2 separate regions of the Mus musculus genome follow, and region 1 is linked to region 2. A link is a loop called in an ENCODE intact Hi-C map of the cell type or tissue named here. Cell type or tissue: heart. All regions are shown on one strand. Each heading gives the region's core, and the rest is flanking DNA. Links, peaks and the distances in the headings are about the cores only.

Region 1 (8,741 bases), core at 409-8,408, 55 kb before region 2:
ACTACAAACCTGTGTGATTTACTGTGAGGTTTGATGGCTGCATAACAGACATCGGCTTAATGTAAAACTCAAGCTAAGGAAAAGAATGTATGTATTGGCAGTGATCTCATTAAAAGTCAATAAATATATGTATAAGCAACATTCATATGTTTCTTACATACACAATAGTATATAATTCAATAAAATTGGCCCACAAGAAAGTTGTATGTTTGTTAATGTTGCATTTACTGCAAGAGAATTTACAAACAACACGTTGAAGCTCTTCATATTTTTTGAAAATGCTTTTCATATGCTTTATGAGCATTTTGTACATCATCCAAAATGCTTTGAAATAATAGATAGCATTTCTTATGACTTATTTTATATTTTCTTTTCCTTGTCATAAAAAAATGGGATAAAAGGGCCGGAGAGATGGCTCAGCAGTTAAAAGCACTGACTGCTCTTCCAGAGGTCCTGAGTTCAATTCCTAGCAACCACACGGTGGCTCACAGCCATCTGTAAAGGGATCTGATGCCCTCTTCTGGTGTGTCTGAAGACAGCAACAGTGCACTCATATAAATAAAATAATTTTAACGAAATAAAATCTGCTTTAGCTGTCCTATATAAAACAATAAAAAGCAAACAAATAAAAATATACCACAGGCATAAAAAAGTATACACCAGGAAACAAAAATTATCCTTTATGATATCAACAGTATCACTAGCCGGGGATGGTGGCACAGGTCTTTAATCCCAGCCCTTGGGAAACAGAGGCAAGAGGATTTCTGTGAGTTCAAGACCATCTTGGTCTGTGTAGTAAATTCCAGGACAGACAGGAGTACATAGAAAGACCCTGTCTCAAAACAACAGTAAAAGTATCATTATACACACTACACATTGTCACATTGTTATAATCAAATTATAAGTTTATGCAAATTATACTAATTGTCGCCTTAACTGATTTGTCTTCCTCTGAGAGCACCCACCACCCTTCTCCCCCTTCACATCAGCCTGCAATTTCTGTCCATTGTTCATGCCAGGGCATTTGATCTACCCACTGTCCTGGCTTCGAATATCCCTTGGTCTTGCTTTCTTCTGGAACATCTGCCCTCCTAATATCTTGGCTAGGATTAACTAGTGTCCTATTTTTGACCAATGCTAACCTTTTGATTCCTGCTGTCCCCACTCCAGGCTGCTGAATATTGCTGGAAAAATTCACAGAGCTTGTTTGTGTTGGAGTTCCCACAGGTGCTGGCTCTGCAACTCACCTCTCTCATACTGCTCTTCTTTCCACTTCTCACATAAAAACACTGTGTTCGGGCTGGCAAGATGGCTCAGCGGGTAAGAGCACTGACTGCTCTTCCAAAGGTCCTGAGTTCAAATCCCAGCAACCACATGGTGGCTCACACCCACCCATAATAAGATCTGATGCTCTCTTCTGGTGCTTCTGGTGCATCTGAAGACAGCTACAGTGTGTATAATAATAAATAAATCTTTGGGCCTGAGTGAGTGAGGCCGACTGAAGAGAGCAGGCCTGAGTGAGCGAGGCTGACTGGAGAGAGCAGAAGTCCTAAAAATTCAATTCCCAACAACCACATGAAGGCTCACAACCATCTGCTCTGCTACAGTGTACCCATATACATAAAATAAATAAATAAACTTTAAAAAAAAACACTGTGTTCATTGAAAGTTTAGAATAAGTTCATTGAGCTAAGAGGTTATATAACTAGAAATAGGTAACTATGAAACTAGAAATAGAACAAAACAAAGTTTTTTTTAAAAAAAGCCAGGCATGCCGGGCGTGGTGGCGCACGCCTTTAATCCCAGCACTTGGGAGGCAGAGGCAGGCGGATTTCTGAGTTCGAGGCCAGCCTGGTCTACAAAGTAAGTTCCAGGACAGCCAGGGCTACACAGAGAAACCCTGTCTCAGAAAAACGAAAAAAAAAAAAAAAAAAAAAAAGCCAGGCACATTCCTTTATCCCAGCACTCAAGAGGCAGAGGCAGTCAGATCTCTGAGTTTAAGGCCACCCTGGTCTACAGAATGAGTTCCAAGATGGCCAGGACTACACAGAGAAACCCTGTCTCAAAAAACCAAACCAAACCAAGCCCAAACCAACCAAACAACACCCCACAGAAAAACAATAAAAAAACAAAACAAACAAACCAAAAAGCCAAAAGAAGGCCTATAATAGTAAACCTACAAAATTGATTTTTTTTTTAAAGCTTCAATTTTCTTTTTTTTTTTAATATATTTTTTGAGTGCAGGTGTTTGGTCTGCATATAAGTCTATGTACCACCTGTGACTGTCACTCACAGAGGCCATGAGATCCCCTGGGACTATAGTTACAGATGTTTGTGAGCTGTCATGTGGGTGCTAAGTAGGTTATAAAGAGCCCCAGGTCCTTTGGAAGAGCAGCTGGTGCTCTTAACTGTTCTCTTCTGCCCCACAAAAACAAAATCTCAACTATTACATGTGTGTGTGTGTGTGTGTGTGTGTGTGTGTGTGTGTGTTAATTCCTTTTCCCTATTTATTATTTCCTATAGTGTTTACTATGAATAACAAGATTGTATTTTTTTGATGTACAGATTTTATTTTTTTTTCAACAGGAATTGTATTATAAAATGTCATGTCAAACTTTTAATCAACCCACACATGGTGTTGCTATCTGATTTCTTTATGTTTATCTGCCACAAGCTGGTACTTTATTCCAGGCTTGCATTTTCAAGCTTTCAGAATTTTTAAAATTTTTTAAATTTTTATTATTTATTTATTTATTTGGCTTTTCGAGACAGGGTTTCTCTGTATAGCTCTGGCTGTCCTGGAACTCACTCTGTAGACCAGGCTGGCCTCGAACTCAGAAATCCCCCTGCCTCTGCCTCCCGAGTGCTGGGATTAAAGGCGTGTGCCACCACGCCTGGCACTTTCAGAATTATTTGAACACTTTCTTGTAAATCAGATTATAATGTTGGTGTGTTCACTTGTGTAAGGTCCACCTCCACAGTTTTATGATGGCTATTCCTGGTTTTCAACTCGACTACATCTGGAATGAACTACAATCCAGAAATGGAGGGCACACAGGATCTTGAGGCTGGAAGACACAGGCTGCTGACCCAGATCTTGACATGGAGATCATGAGACAGCCCAGGCAAGGTAGTGCACAACTTTAATCCCAGGACACTGAGGCAAGCAGTTCTCTGAGTTCAAGGCCAGCCTGGGACAAAGCAAGTTCCGGATCCAGGTGTGGAACTTGAGGACATAAAGACATTGGGAGAAAGAAGATTGACTCACTCCTCGTCACCTTCTTGCACTTACTTGACAGCATCTCTGTTGGAACCGATTTCTTCAGATTGTAGCTTAGACAGAAGACCAGATGAAACAACCTACTTCGTGGGACAGAGCAACTACTAGATTCTTGGGTTTCCCATTCACAGCTGCCCATTGTCAGGTTAGTTGGACTGCAGAGTGTAAATCATTGCAATAAATTCATTTAATATATATAGACAGTCTATAGGTCCTCTGACTATAGAGAACCCTGACTGATACATTTTTCAGCTTGAATTCACCACCACCACCACCCTTTGCGGGGGGGGGGGGGGGTTGTTGTTATTGTTGCTGTTTTTCAAAATAGGGTTTCTGTGTAGTCCTGGCTGTCCTGGAACTCACTATATAGACCAGGCAGGCTTTGAACTCAGAAATCTCTGTCTCTGCCTCTCAAGGGCTGAGATTAAAGGCATGGGTCACAACTGTCCAGCTATAGCTTGAAATAATTTTTACATGCAACCAAAAATATGGGGAAAACATATTTACACAAAGCCCTGGTTTCTCTGACCTTTCTTTTGCCATTTGCTGCATTTTTATTCCAAGCGAGCAAGGTTTATAGTGTTTACATTCTTTCTCTGAAGACCTAGCTCAGTGTGTGTTTTTAATGCTATTAGATTCTGCAACATCTCGCCTGCAAATTTATTTCCACCATTTAGTATATAAGGGAATAGTTGGGAGTGAATACCTGGAGCCTAGTAGGGGATTCGGCTCCTACTCCAAGGTCAGAAGGCACATGAATCTCGAAACCTTGTGCCAATGGCGCCATCTCTTGGCCGGCAGAGAGGAGATGCAATGTAGTCCTCCCGTCAGCAGGGTGCAGTGCGAGCCGGAGAGTGCAGCTTTGCTTCCGCGAGTCACACGCAGGCGCAGACGTGGACTCCCGGCAGCCTCCGCTCTCTTACCCCGCGCGGTGCATCCCTTTGCGGACTCCGTGGAGGCTCGGCGCTGCGGCGGACTCCGGCGGTGGGCGGGCTTCCGCGCAGGGCGGCCGGGCTCCGCGCTGCCGCCGCCGTGGCCCATGGGCACAATCGTCTCGGAAGGCCGGGTGAGTGGCGCCGCGGCGGCCCTGGCAGGCGGTCTGATCCGGAACGTAGACTCGGGTGTGCGCGCCTTCACGGATGCGCTGGACGCGAGGCCGCGGCTCTAGGCCGCGCCGTGAGGGGCGCGGGGATGCGGGCGGGGCACCCCGAGCTGCCCGGGGGGTTCCCAGCCCTCCACGTTGGGCTCCTTCAGCCTGCCACGTTCCACCGGGCCACCTAGATCCCCCCTTCACCAGTCCCGATCCTCTTGACAGTGAAGAAAGTACCTTTCTCCTCTTCATGGCCCATGCCCAGACCAAGTTGTTGGGTCGCAAGACCGCAGTAACCCAGACTGCGTCGGGCCTCAGGAATGGAGAAGCCAAAACACAAACCCCAAAACTTGTTTCCTTCCAGAGCACCTGAAGTGAAGGTTGAGGCCGTTGTCTCACCGGGACAGAGAGTGTCTGTTGTAACCCCCGGCATGCTCAGGCCTGCGCTAAGGGGAGTTTTAGCGTTCATGTCCCTCCGCTAGCTTTCGAGCTTCTTCTGCTTGGACCAGTTGTGCTCTGAATGAGTGCTGCAAGCTCAGTAAGGTGCTTCTCCAGGGGTTAGATCTCTAAGAAGCTCGTTGGAAAACCCAGGCCTGGATTGATCCGAAGAACCAGATTACAAGCTGGAAAGACCTGGAAGAGGAGTTTTATTACAAGTGGAAAGGCTGCACCTATGAGGAAGAGGGAAAGCAAGAGCAGAGAAGCGCTGTAGAGTATTCTGCAGTTTAAGGCTGTGACAGAGGATGAAGAGGGACTTAGAAGGGTGATCAGTCAGACCTTCCTTTGAGAAGTCAGGAAGGGGGGACCATTGACATAAGTTCTTGTTATAATTCTGCTTGTTCTGGGAATAGGTGAGGCCTGTCTCTCTGCAACAGGTGGCTCTTTTAAATCATGGGGACACATTTATACTGGGCTGAGCTGTAAACATTTCGAGATAACAAATTTTAGTAAATATGAGTAATGGAGCCCAGGGTGGCAATATGTCTGGAATTCCAGTGCTTGGAAGGTGCAGGCAGGAGATTAAGAGTTCCGAGGACAAGCCACACGTGGAAATCACATGTGTGATTTCCTACAGGCGTCATTTTTCTCCTACCATATGGGTTCTTGTTGACCCCCTGATTTGTTATTATGTACCTCCTCCCCCCCACCACCTGTCCCCCGCATAAATTTTTCACACATCTTTCCAACAGGGAAGAGTTCCCTCTAGTAGGTCATTCTACAAGTCTTTCAGAACAGTAGAGAAATCTGCTGCGCTGTTTGCTTTAGTTACTCTGGTTAGTTTGTTTTTAACAGTCCCTGGCCAATGGTATCTTGGTAATACGGATGGGAAATGTGAACTATCAGAGATGGCATAGCTACACACGGAAGGGTATAAATGATTCGGTAAAACATCATTAAGTCCTGAGTATAAGATATGATTGTGGTGTGGATCAAGCTAACAGAGGTAGACTTTTAGACTTGTGATGGTTACTCTTGGTTAGCTACATCTGGAATCTACTAAAACCCAATGGCTGGCCACACCTGTGAGGGATTTTTATTTATTTATGGACAGGGTTTCACCTGTGAGGGATTTTATTTATTTATGGACAGGGTTTCTTTTTGTAACAGCCCTGGCCCTCCTGGGACTCATCGATGGTTCTGAGCCACCATTACAGGTGGTTGTTGGAAACTGAACTCAGGACCTCTGGAAGAGCAACCAGTACTCCTACCCACTGAGCCATCTCTTTGGCACCTGGAACTTTATAGTTAATAATGCCCCACATAGAGAGCTTCCGTCTTACTCCATTATCAGTTCTATAACTGAAGGATTTGACTCATAAGTCAGTTCACCATAGTCTTTTAGATTGAGAATTAATTCTAGGCTGGACATAGTGGCATATCCCAGCACTCAAGAGGTGTAGGAAAGAGTCACAAGTTCAAAGCCAACCTCGTCTTTGTGATAAGTTCAAGGCCAGCCTGAGCTACATGAGAGCCCTGAGGACTTTTGTTTGTTTGTTTTTTCTTTTTTAGTTTTTTGAGAGGGTTTCTCTGTATAGTTCTGACTGTCCTGGAACTCACTTTGTAGACCAGGCTGGCCTCAGAAATCCGCCTGCCTCTGCCTCCCAAGTGCTGGGTTTAAAGGCGCGTGCCACCACGCCAGGCTGAGGACTGTTTTTAAACTAGTGCCTAAGTATAGTTTTGCAGATTAGAAAGAACCCTGCATTTGTGACAGGAGGGTCCATGGTGCAGCTGTTTTAACACAGAGACATTCATAACTTGCTTCTGCTTTGCATCTTTTAATCTCTGTCCCTGCTTGTCTTTCAGCATTAAACCAAAAAGATGTCCCTATATGATGACCTGGGAGTGGAGACCAGTGACTCAAAAACTGAAGGCTGGTCCAAAAACTTCAAGCTCCTGCAGTCCCAGCTCCAGGTGAAGAAGGCGGCGCTCACTCAGGCCAAGGTAAGAACAGGCCCAGGGCAGGAGAGGGCAAGTCCGCTGAGTTCCTTTAAGCTTGCTCTTTGCCCCCTTGCTGGATACGTAGAAAAGAGTGGGTGGGCGAGGGGTGGAGAGCTGATTGCCTCTCCTGGCTCTTGGAAACAGCAGGACCATTCATGGAGTGGGAATTAAAAAAAGCCATGAGACTGGCTTTAGACTGGAGCATGCCTGAGACTGACTGCAAACTGTTTACAGATGCTGTTTTCATACCCCTAGTCCTAATAGTCTGGGACTTCTGGCCTAGGCTGGGTCCCAGCTAGTTTATTGTAAGAAGTTTGGAATTGAGCTTTGCAGAATAATCAGAGCCACCCCAACATGCATACAAACATATATACATACATGTTAAGTAAATTTTATTTGGTTGGGTTAATAATCGTGTACACTATGAAAGGCTCTGATGTTTGTGAACATACCCAGGATATATAGTTATAGGTGGGAATTGCTGTGTTGTATACCTGTTAGACTTGGCATTGTCTTGGAGACAGTGCAGCTTTTTCTTTTTCTTTGTTTCTGTTTGTTTTCAACATAAGATTTCAGTATGTGGCTTTGAACTGTCTGTGTCGACCAAGGTGGCCCCAGTTTCACAGAGGTCTGCCTGTCTCTGCCTACCAAGTGCTGGGAATATCACCCCACCCAACTATGCGTATATTTTAATGTCAGCTATTAGCAAATATCTTGAGATTGCAAATAGATTTTGTGGGGGTGGGGTTGTTGAGACAGGGTTTCTCTGTTTAGCCCTGGCTGTCCTGGAACTCACTTTGTAGACCAGGGTGGCCTCGAACTCAGAAATCTGCCTGCCTCTGCCTCTGAAGTGCTGGGATAAAAGGCGTGTGCCACCACGCCTGGCCAGCAAGTAGATTTTAATTTGTCAAAATGGACCATTACTTTAGAATTCATCTGCTAACCTTCTGACCTGAATCTTGAGGCTTCTCTATGTGGTTGATTCTTATGAGGAAGTGAAGTTGCACTGTATTGGTTCTCTTGGGCTCTTCAGTGCCTTTCTCAGAGTACTAGCCACGCTTGTAAAAATACTTGGTAGAGAAAATGTACCTGTATCTGAAAGGTGAAGGTATGGTTTCATTTGTATTTCATTTTTGAAACTACAAATTAAATTTTAAAATGAGCAAATAAGTGATTGTCATAACCCTACTGTGGGAAGTTAGGGTTTATATTGTGATTTTTTTTTTTTTTTATGATTCCTGGATGATATGTTGTTTGCTTAAAGCACCGTTAAAGTCCAGAGAGCTCAGACTTCCTGATAAGAGTGAAAGTTTGTACCCTTTAAATACTGAGAATTTAAACTTTCATGACAACCTCTAGTCCACACGGATGGCCATGGCATCTTAGCAACCTGAGAATTTGGTGTTGCTCACCAGCTTGCTGAGATATTCTTTTTTTTTTTTTTTTTTTAAGTTTTTTGTTGTTTTGTTTTTCTAGACAGTTTCTCTGTGTAGTCCTGGCTGCCCTGGAACTCACTCTGTAGACCAGGCTGGCCTCCAACTCAGATATCTGCCTGCCTCCGCCTCCCCGGTGCTGGGATTAATGGCGTGCACCACCACACCCGGCTGGGATATTCTTGTCTATAAGCTTTAACCTTAATCTGAACAGGTTTTGGATATGCGAGAACATAGAGGTATAAGTTAAGGAGACATGTAGAATAAGCAGCATTTGTAATAACAGTGTCCCAGAGAAAATGGAGATGGTATCAGAGAAGGGGGACTGCTGAAGATGGAGAAATCAGAAGTACATTTAGGAAACTGGCAGGGGTGGTGAAATGGCTCGGTGAGTGAAGGCTGATGACCTGAGTTTGATCCCTAGAACCCCATGGTGGAAGGAGAGAGACCCAGGCCTCACACAGATGTATGCTTACCCAATCATGCATGCATACATACA
Region 2 (8,741 bases), core at 304-8,303:
GGAGCGTGGCTCTCCCAGCTGCCTCCACCCACCGTTCTTGCCGAGCTTCTCTTCTTTCATAATTCAGGTTGAATGGGCAGGTTATTTCTGTGGTTGCTGGGAGGCTAGAGTGGCCTTTGCCCCTCACTAGCACGGAGTGCTAAGGTACTAGTCCCAGCTCTGGGCTGTGAAGAGGACTGGCTGACACTCCAATGCTGGAGATATGGAAATAGGGGGTGGGGGGAGGGCATCGGTCATAGAGCAGGGCTGAGCAAGGCTGTTAACTTCTCTCAGCTGGTGATGGGTAAGCCCACAGCCACTGTCCTCAGGGTCTCTGTTGACCCACGCATACTGTGGCCACTTTCTCCCTGGACTGTCTTTCTTGAGGGTGTCTCACCTCATTAACTACATGGTGAAGAGTCTTTGATCCATTGATCTCCTAGTCTCCCTGTCCCTCCCCCTCCCCTCCCCAACCTCTCTCTCCCCCTCCCTTTCCCCCTCTACCTACTTCTCCCTCCCCTCCCTCCTCTCCCTTTCCTCCTTCCTTCCCTCTTCCTCTCCCCCTTCTTCTCCCTCTCCTATTTATGACCTTGCAGTCTCTGGTGGGCAAATTGAAGGAAGGCAAAGATGTCTGTCAGTCATCCCAGTGTTTAGGGGATTACCTTACTAATTAAGGTCTGAAATAATTAGGCTGTTCAATTAGGTTTTTTTTTTCGGGGGTGGGGGAGGGGGTGGGGAGTGAGTCTCCTATAGTCCTGGCTGTCCTGGGACTCAATATGTAGACCAGGCTGGCAAACTCACAGAGATCTACTTGCTTCTGCCTCCCAAGTGCTGGGATTAAAGGTGTGTGCCACCACACCTGAATCTCAGTTATGTTTGAATAAGATTTTGCCTCATTGCTTGCTGTGGTGACACATTCTCATTATGCTAGGTAGATAGATGCAGGATGTTCAGGAGTTCAAAACTTTTTTTTCTTTTTCTTTTTCTTTTTTCTTTTCTTTTTCTTTTTCTTTTTCTTTTTCTTTTCCTTTTCTTTCTTTTTTTTTTTTTTTTTTTTTTTTTTTTTTGAGACAAGGTTTCTCTGTATATCCCTGGCTGTCCTGGAACTCACTTTGTAGACCAGGCTGGCCTCAAACTCAGAAATCTGCCTGCCTCTGCCTCCCAAGTGCTGGGATTAAAGGCGTGTGCCACCACTGCCCAGCTAGGAATTCAGAACTTTAAAGATAGGATAGAATATAGTTCAAGCTGGCTTCACACTGGATGCACACTGGAAGCTGGCCTTGAACTCCCAATCTCCCCAAGTCCCGGATTGCAGGCATGCGCCTTTATCTCAGCAAGTAGTTTATTTATTTTTAAAAAGAGAGTTAACTGATTTTGTTGATTATTAGATGATAACGATTATGTTTGCCAACCAAGTTAGGCTCTTCTTTTGCTCCTTGTTTTAATCTGAAGAAGTGTCTTTACCCACTGAGCCATCTCACTGCCACTGAGTTGTAAACTCTTAGCAGTAACTCAGCAAGTAGGAATTGCTGGGACCTGCGGTGTGGTTTGTGTAGGTGTCCTGATTAACCATGCTCTGAAACTGCCTGCAGGTGACAGGGTCAGTTATGAAAGGGACACTCTATCCCATCCCAACCCCGAGCACAGGTAGAAGAAGCATATGTGGATCTATAAGTTTTTTTTATTTTTGAGCCGTTTGAACATATTAAGTGTTCAGAGTATAATTAAAAATAATAGGAAGGGCAGGGTGGTGGTGGCACACGTCTTTAATCTTAGCACTTGGGAGGCAGAGACCGGTAGATCGCTATATGTTCTAGGCTAGCCTGCTCTAGAGAGTAAGTTCCAGAAAAGCCAAGGATACACAGAGAAACCCTGTCTCCAAAAACTAAAAACAAACAACAACAACAACAAACAACTCAACAACAAGAATAGCACACCAATAAAAACATCATTTCTTCTTTCCACCCCAGACCAAGTGCAATCAAGTAGAGGAGCCTTCTTCAGTGGTCCAGGCGGAGGAGGCTTTCTTAGTGAGTCAAAGGTCAGAAAGGGATGCTTGCTAAGCCCATCCTTTGATATGGCTCTATGTCTTTAATATTTAATTACTTATTATTATTGTGTGCTCATGAGTGTGAGTGCAATGAAGGTCAGAGGACCACTGTGGAGTCGGTTCTCCTGCTGTAGCTTCCAGGTATTTAGCTCAGGTCTTCAAGCTTGTGTGGTAAGAGCCTTTGGCTATTGAGCCTCCACAGCCCTCTTTCTATGCCTTGACAACCACTCAAAAGGTCTGGGACCAGCCCTGTCAGGGGCTTAGAAGAAACATGTCTCAGGCAAGCTGAGAAGAGAAGAGTGAATCTTCCAGAGTAAAAAGCCTTTTCTGGAAGATTGTGTAGGATACAGGGAAACCCCACTGGTCAGTGAGAATGCTGTGTATTCTTAGGCCCAAGATGCTGAGGGCCATAGTAGCTGTCTGACTGAAGTCCTGACCTCTCGTGGAGGATGCAGGCAGCTGGCAGCAGCCGGGCTTCAGGGAGGACGCTGTGAGACCCTGTTTGCCTTTCTGTTCTCATAGCATTGGCAGTCCTGGAGCCAGGAGCCTGATGGTACTATCCACACAGGTCAACCTGCCTGGCTACACTGCAAGGTACATTGCCCTAGGATGGACAGTGGATTTGTTGGGACCACAGATATCAACCTTAGGTGCCTCACCCGCAGGGAGCACCCAATAACATGTCCTGAACTTCACTAGGGCAAAGTTGAGCAACTGCATGCCAAGTCATACATTCATCTTTGAAACGGTGTACCAACATTTTCCAGATAGACATGGGGTTCCCTCCTGGGAGCTCACCTCCTATGTTATCCAACAAGTGCCAAGACTGGAAGGTCAGAGGTTGGCATGGGGCGGTGAATCTGACTCTGCTGGCAGGGTTCATGCAGAGCATATACTAGGTGCTGGGTCCAATCTCAGCCCTGCATAAACCCTGTGGGGTGGTACACACCTATAATCCCAGCACTGGGGAGGTGGAAGCATCATACAAGGTCAGCCTTGCCTACATAACAAGTTCAAGTCCTACCTGAGACTGTACTGGAGGAGAAGGAGGAGGAGGAGGAGGAAGGAGGAGGAGGAGGAGGACTGCGAACGAAAATTAAGATGTGTGGAAAGACATGTTTATAATCCCAGTACTCAGGAGGCCGAGGCTGGCAAATCTGTGAACTCAAGGCCGACCTGGTTACATAGTAAGACCTTGTCTCATGAAATCAAAACCTTGTGCATGGTGGTGCAGTCCTACAAGCCTGACCCTTGGGAGGCAAAAGCAGGATTTCAGTGAGTTTGAGGCCAGCCTCGATTACATGAGACCCTGTCTCAAAACAAACAACCAAACAACCTAGCAACACTCTTCTGTTTTTCTCTACTCTCTTTAATACTAACTCTAGTTTAAAAACAAACAAACAAACAAACAAACCCTAAAACCAAAAAAACCCAAAACAAACAAACACACACACAAACAAACAAACAAAAAACCAAATAGAAGTCGTAACAGAGAGGTAGTTTTGAGATTTTGGTTTTTAAGAATAAACGCCTCCCCCCACCCTCTCCTCACCCCTGTTAAAGAAACTAGACTGTAGATGGAGAGAGATGTGTCTGACCAGCTGTGATGGATGAAGTCACAGCCTCTCTCTGAGTTTGGTGTTGTGGTGATAGTAAGGGACCTCCCGCCTTTCTGCCGCAGACCCCCGTGGTGTGACATTTTATAATATGGGTGGAGGGAGGAGTGTAGGGCCAGATCGCCTCATACACTGAGGTAGTACATGACACTTCAGCTAGGCATCTTGTCTCCCCACTGGTCTCCAGGGTGACTGCGGCTGTCATGAGGGAAGACTTTCGGTATTAGGGCTGACCAAGAAGCAGGACTGTAGAAACTGGTTTTGAGATCGGCTGGAATAGGAGAAGTTAGGAAATGTGAGATCTAAGAGAACAAAAAAGGAGGACAGGAAGCATGTCAGTTAGACACAGGAAGTCACGAAAGTCATGGTTGCATTTGGAAGGTGCTGTGGAGAGAGGTTGAGGTGGCACTTCTGCAAAAACGCGACACCTTAATGACCGGATCTTCCACGATGGAGACGGTTGTCCCACATACAAAAATCTCCAGGTTCTGGGGTTCCATCTTCAGCACCACAGAGAAGAAGAAATAGGGGAAGGGAGAAAAATGGAGAAAAATATCAGAGCCTCATAGGTATGGCTTAGTCTAAAGCCTGGGCTTGTGACTAAATTTCTTTTTTTGAGGTTTCTTTCAGGCCTAGTGTCTTCCAACAATAGGATTTTAAGTGTTCTTGCATGGGTTCGTTGTCAGAAGGGACAACAAATAGTGGGTCAACGTTTCACTAGCAATGATGGGCTGGGGAAGTAGCTCACTGGTGAAACTATGCCCACAATGTGCATGTAGCTGCGGTTGGATTCCCTAGTGTCACAAAAACAAGACTGCTGAACACAGCAGTTCATACCTGTTAATATCCACAAGAGATGGTGGCCAGAGGATTGCTGAAGAGTTTGAGGCTGGTGAGAGCTAGTTAGTGAGGTTCAAGGCCAGGCTCAGCTACAGTGTGAGATTTGGCCAAAACAAAATAAAACAAATAACAACAACTAAATGAATACAAAACCCAGGGCCATGTACATAGCTCAGTGAACAAAGTTCTTTACCATACAAGTCTGGTGGCCCGGGTTTGATCTCCAGAACCCATGTAAATAGGTGGAAAGAGAAAAATGACTTTTGAAAATTGTCTAATCTCCATACTCACTCATACCACAGAGGGGTGGGGGTGGAGGAATCTGATGCCCTCTACTGGTCTCTGTGGGATCCTGCACATAAACTCACACAGGCGAGCATGCTAAGTAAATCCTCTTACAGATTAGAACTGTTCTAGATGTAGTGGAGGGGGAGGGGCAAAGGGCAGGAAGATCTCTGTGAGTTCAAGGCCAGCCTGGTCTGCACAGTGAGTTAATGCCCCAGTGAGTTTATGGACAGCCAGAGCACCAGAGAGACTTTGTCTCAAAAAAGAACTGTGGAGGAAGAGGGGGAGGAGGAGGAGGAGGAGGAGGAAGAGGAGGAAGAGGAGGAAGAGGAGGAGGAAGAAGAAGAAGAAGAAGAAGAAGAAGAAGAAGAAGAAGAAGAAGAAGAAGAAGAAGAAGAAGAAGAAGAAGAACTGTGACCATTCCCTAAACAAAATCAAAGGCCAGGCCTGTGGTTCACACCTGCAGCCCAGTACTTGAGTGGAGGAGGAAGGCGGTAAAGGTTACCCTCAGCTGAAAATCCAGTTACAGCCTGGGCCATAAACCGCTGTCTCACAAAGTTCAAAACCAAAACCAATCAAAAAAAGCAAGGAAGTAGAGTTTTAAAAACCATAAAAATAACCAGGCCCAGACTCCTCCAAGAACGAATAAAAAAAAATAAAGGAAACAAACTCTCTAAGTTCTTCTAGCTTCTTTGCAGGTGCTGGGACCTAACAGTAAGGCTCTTTGTGTAAATCTGTGACCTTCAGGTCCACCCTCAAGGTGCTTTGTGTGAATCCTTGACCTTCAGGTCCACCCTCAAGACTCTTTGTGTGAGTCTGTGACCTTTATGTCCGCCCTCAAGGCTCTTTGTGTGAGTCTGTGACCTTCAGGTCCACCCTCAAGGCTCTTTGTGTGAGTCTGTGACCTTCAGGTCCACCCTCAGAGACCCCTTAGTATTAGTATGTCTGCTTGAGAAATAAGCAAAGAGAGGCTGAGAAGGGTTAGGTATCTTGCTAAAAGTCACACAGCAAATTATGTGAGGAACAGAGCTGCCTTTGCATCTGCCTTTCGAACATGGACCCAATCTGTCACATGCTGTGTAGTCTGGCCTGGCCTGGCCTGGCCTGGTCTGGTCTGGTCTGGTCTGGTCTGGTCTGGTCTGGTCTGGTCTGGTCTGGCACAGAATGGCATGGTATGTTGTGGCATGGTATGGTGTGTTATCTATGTCAGAAAAACAGCAAGTGATACACTAAACCTCTATTAACAATCAAGCTCTTTGTGAGAAGTAGAGAGACGGCATCACGTGAGAGATATATGCTCATTGGTGAAAAAAGGCCTCGACTCTATATCCCAGTCAGGACCTCCTTTTTTCTCTCTAAGTGCAGACCCCAAGACATCCTTAAGGAGGGAGCTTTGTCAGCCACTGATTCTCTCATTGATCCCACAGGAGCTCTGTGGTCTGAGGGAAGGTAATAGTTTCAAGTCTGTTTTAGTATCTGCTATCCAGCCCTCAGCATAGGTGGGGGCCACTCATCCCACAGGATGATGATCGGGTTCACTGACCAGTCAGTCTGTAAATAAGTATACCTCGGTCACTGCGCTCCCGCGAGACGGTTCTGGGAGTGGCTTAGGCAGGAAGAGGCAGTGGAATGACTTGGAAGCTAGGAAACGAGACACTCATAGGTCACCTTCATCAAGTACTGTCTGAGTGATTTCATTGAAGCCACTGGAGTCCATTTACCTATGTGTCTGAGAAGGAAGTGAGCTAATGCTCTCTTGGCTCTGACTCTGAGGTCGGTGTTGTCCAGTTGCTTGGATGCTTGTTACACACAGACACCAAGTGTGTTTGGCTTGCGGGGCTTCAGAGCAAAACTGGATGTAAGAAGAAAAGGGTGTGTGTGTCTCGGTAGGTATCGTAGCTCAGTTGATAAACGGCTTGTCTAGCATGCACAGAACCCCTGGCTTGCTTCACAGTCCTGAGCGTGTTGGTGCATATCTGAGATCCTAGCACTTGGGAAGATCAGAGTTCAAGGTCATCCTTGGCTACAAGGTCTGGCTGAGCCACTTGAGGGGGACAGGGGATGGAAGGATTCCAGCTGCAATTTTGTCCCCCCAAAGATAGTGCTGTGTATCTGTCAGTGTGTGTAGGTGAGAAGCTGAGTTCTCAGGTGAGTGACATGTGAAAGACCCTGCCTCCAGTCTCTATTCCTTTGGCTCTGACTTGAGTACTGAACTTGACATTGTTACTACATTGTATCCCCTCACTAAGCCTGCCTGCAACTCTGTGTCTCAGGGCAGGCTGTCCTAAGTACAAGCTTGCTTCCTGATAGGCTTCCCACAGTCTAACGTCTGTGTAAGTCCCTCCTGCTGTCTAGGGAAAGGGTGACTATGCACTTTTACAGTAGGTTAGAGGGAAAGTTGGAGGCCCTTGAATTTTCTTTGTATGCCCAAGTATAGTGTGAGTCAAGTACAGACTCACACAAAGCACCTTACTGTTAGTTCCCAGCACTTGTGAAGAAGCTAGAAAAACTTAGGGAGTTTGTTTCCTTTAATTTTATTTGCTTTATTTTCTTTAAATGTCAGACAACTCGAACTCTACAGAAAACGAGACAGTCTTTCTATGTAATCCATGACGTCCAAAAGCTCACCCTGTAGATCAGCCTGACTTTGAACTCATAGAGACCTGCCTGCCTGTGTCTCTCTGCCTCCCAAATTCTGGGATTAAAGGTGTGGGACCACCATGCCCAGTCTACATAGAGAATTTGAGACTATCCTGGGCCATATGAGACCCTATCTCAGATACCAAGAAGCTAGCCCCTTCTTCCCCCCTACCCCCCAAAACAACTGCAGAGTAGACACCAGTGAGAAGAGGCTGAGGAGGAGCAGCTCTGGTCTGGGGAGCACTGTCCCTCTTCCCGTTTCCCCATAACTGTGTGTACAACTCCTGGTGGTGCGCCTTAGGATCTCAGCGAGGAGTCTTCGCTCCAGGGTGTCTCAAGCCTTAGCGGAGATGATCGAGGTACTTGAAGAAGAGCAGACAGGCTTAAGGTTAACCTGCCCTCCCTCTGACCTTGCTTCAGAAACTGTCCTCTCCGACTACTCAGCAACAACCTCTCTCTTTTTTTTTGCAGACACTCTGTCAGGACGATTGTCTTGTTCCCCTTTCCCAAGGAGAATTTTTCAGAGGCTCAGGTGCCCCTGATGCACGTGGACACTGAGATACCAAATCCTTTTAGGTTAGCTGCTCTGCCGCCACGGTGTTGTTAGTGTAGGGCTTTGGACTCTGTAACCTTTCTCTTTAAGGCTGCTTTGACTGACCATCCAGTTGCACTGAGAAAGGAAGGGCTAATCAGTTAGTGGAGGCAAAGGGGAAGTTAGGGAGATACCTCAAAGGAAGTGTGCACTTTGAACCAGAAGAGAGAAAGTGAAGGTCTGACTTGGGCTCAGACAGACTTTAGGGCAAGGCTGCCCTTTCTGTTGAGATCTGAGCCTGCTGGCAGCCAGATGCCATCTGAGATCAGTGGGCACGGAAGCATTAGTAGCAGAAGGCCAAAACCTGACGTTTTTGTCTGAGTTGCACTTTACAATTAATTCAGGAACTCTGCCACCCCAAGGCAGCGTCTTTTGTAGCCCAGGTTGGTCATAAGCTAAGGCTGGCCTAAATCCTGACTCTCCTGTCTCTACCTCCCCAAGTACCACCATGCCCAGCTTTACTGGGAAACTGGTAGTGCTAGGGATAGAGCCCAGGTCCCCAGGCATGTTAAACCAGCATTCCACCACGGAGCACATCTCCAGTTCTCAAGTTTACTCTTAACCTCCTTGAGGCAGGATCTCAGGCTGCTTAACTATCTATAGGCTAGCCAGGCTTTGATCTTGTAATCTTCTGCTTCAGCCCTCCCCCAAAGCGGGCATCATAGGTTCATCTTATTGCAAAAATGTTTTTAAGGCCAGGCATGGTGGCACACGCCTTTAATTCTAGCACTTGGGAGGC

What was found. Peaks named below come from ENCODE experiments on the same cell type or tissue, not always from the same donor. Only the 100,000 strongest peaks of a DNase experiment are listed, where the experiment ranks them.
Region 1: it touches region 2 in a loop (2.1-fold over the local background); 3 of 42 quality-filtered maps call a loop at or near these places.

Annotation. Positions count from the first base shown.
Region 1 is chr2:11,598,690-11,607,430 of GRCm38, reverse strand. Rbm17 (RNA binding motif protein 17) reads left to right here and starts at 4,232. Exons shown (of 12, transcript NM_152824.1): 1 at 4,232-4,346; 2 at 6,675-6,812. The coding sequence starts at 6,690. It also overlaps the pseudogene Gm13260. In heart, for the core only: a CTCF peak has its summit at 4,100 (motif pointing left); a DNase peak (open chromatin) is centred at 4,150; H3K4me3 peaks cover 1,819 bases; H3K27ac peaks cover 1,475 bases.
Region 2 is chr2:11,543,920-11,552,660 of GRCm38, reverse strand. It overlaps a transcript of Pfkfb3 not described here. Among named protein-coding and RNA genes, the nearest start is that of Gm10851, 27 kb to the right of the region's middle. In heart, for the core only: a CTCF peak has its summit at 4,842 (motif pointing left); no DNase peak of the experiment used is centred there; H3K27ac peaks cover 295 bases; H3K27me3 peaks cover 673 bases.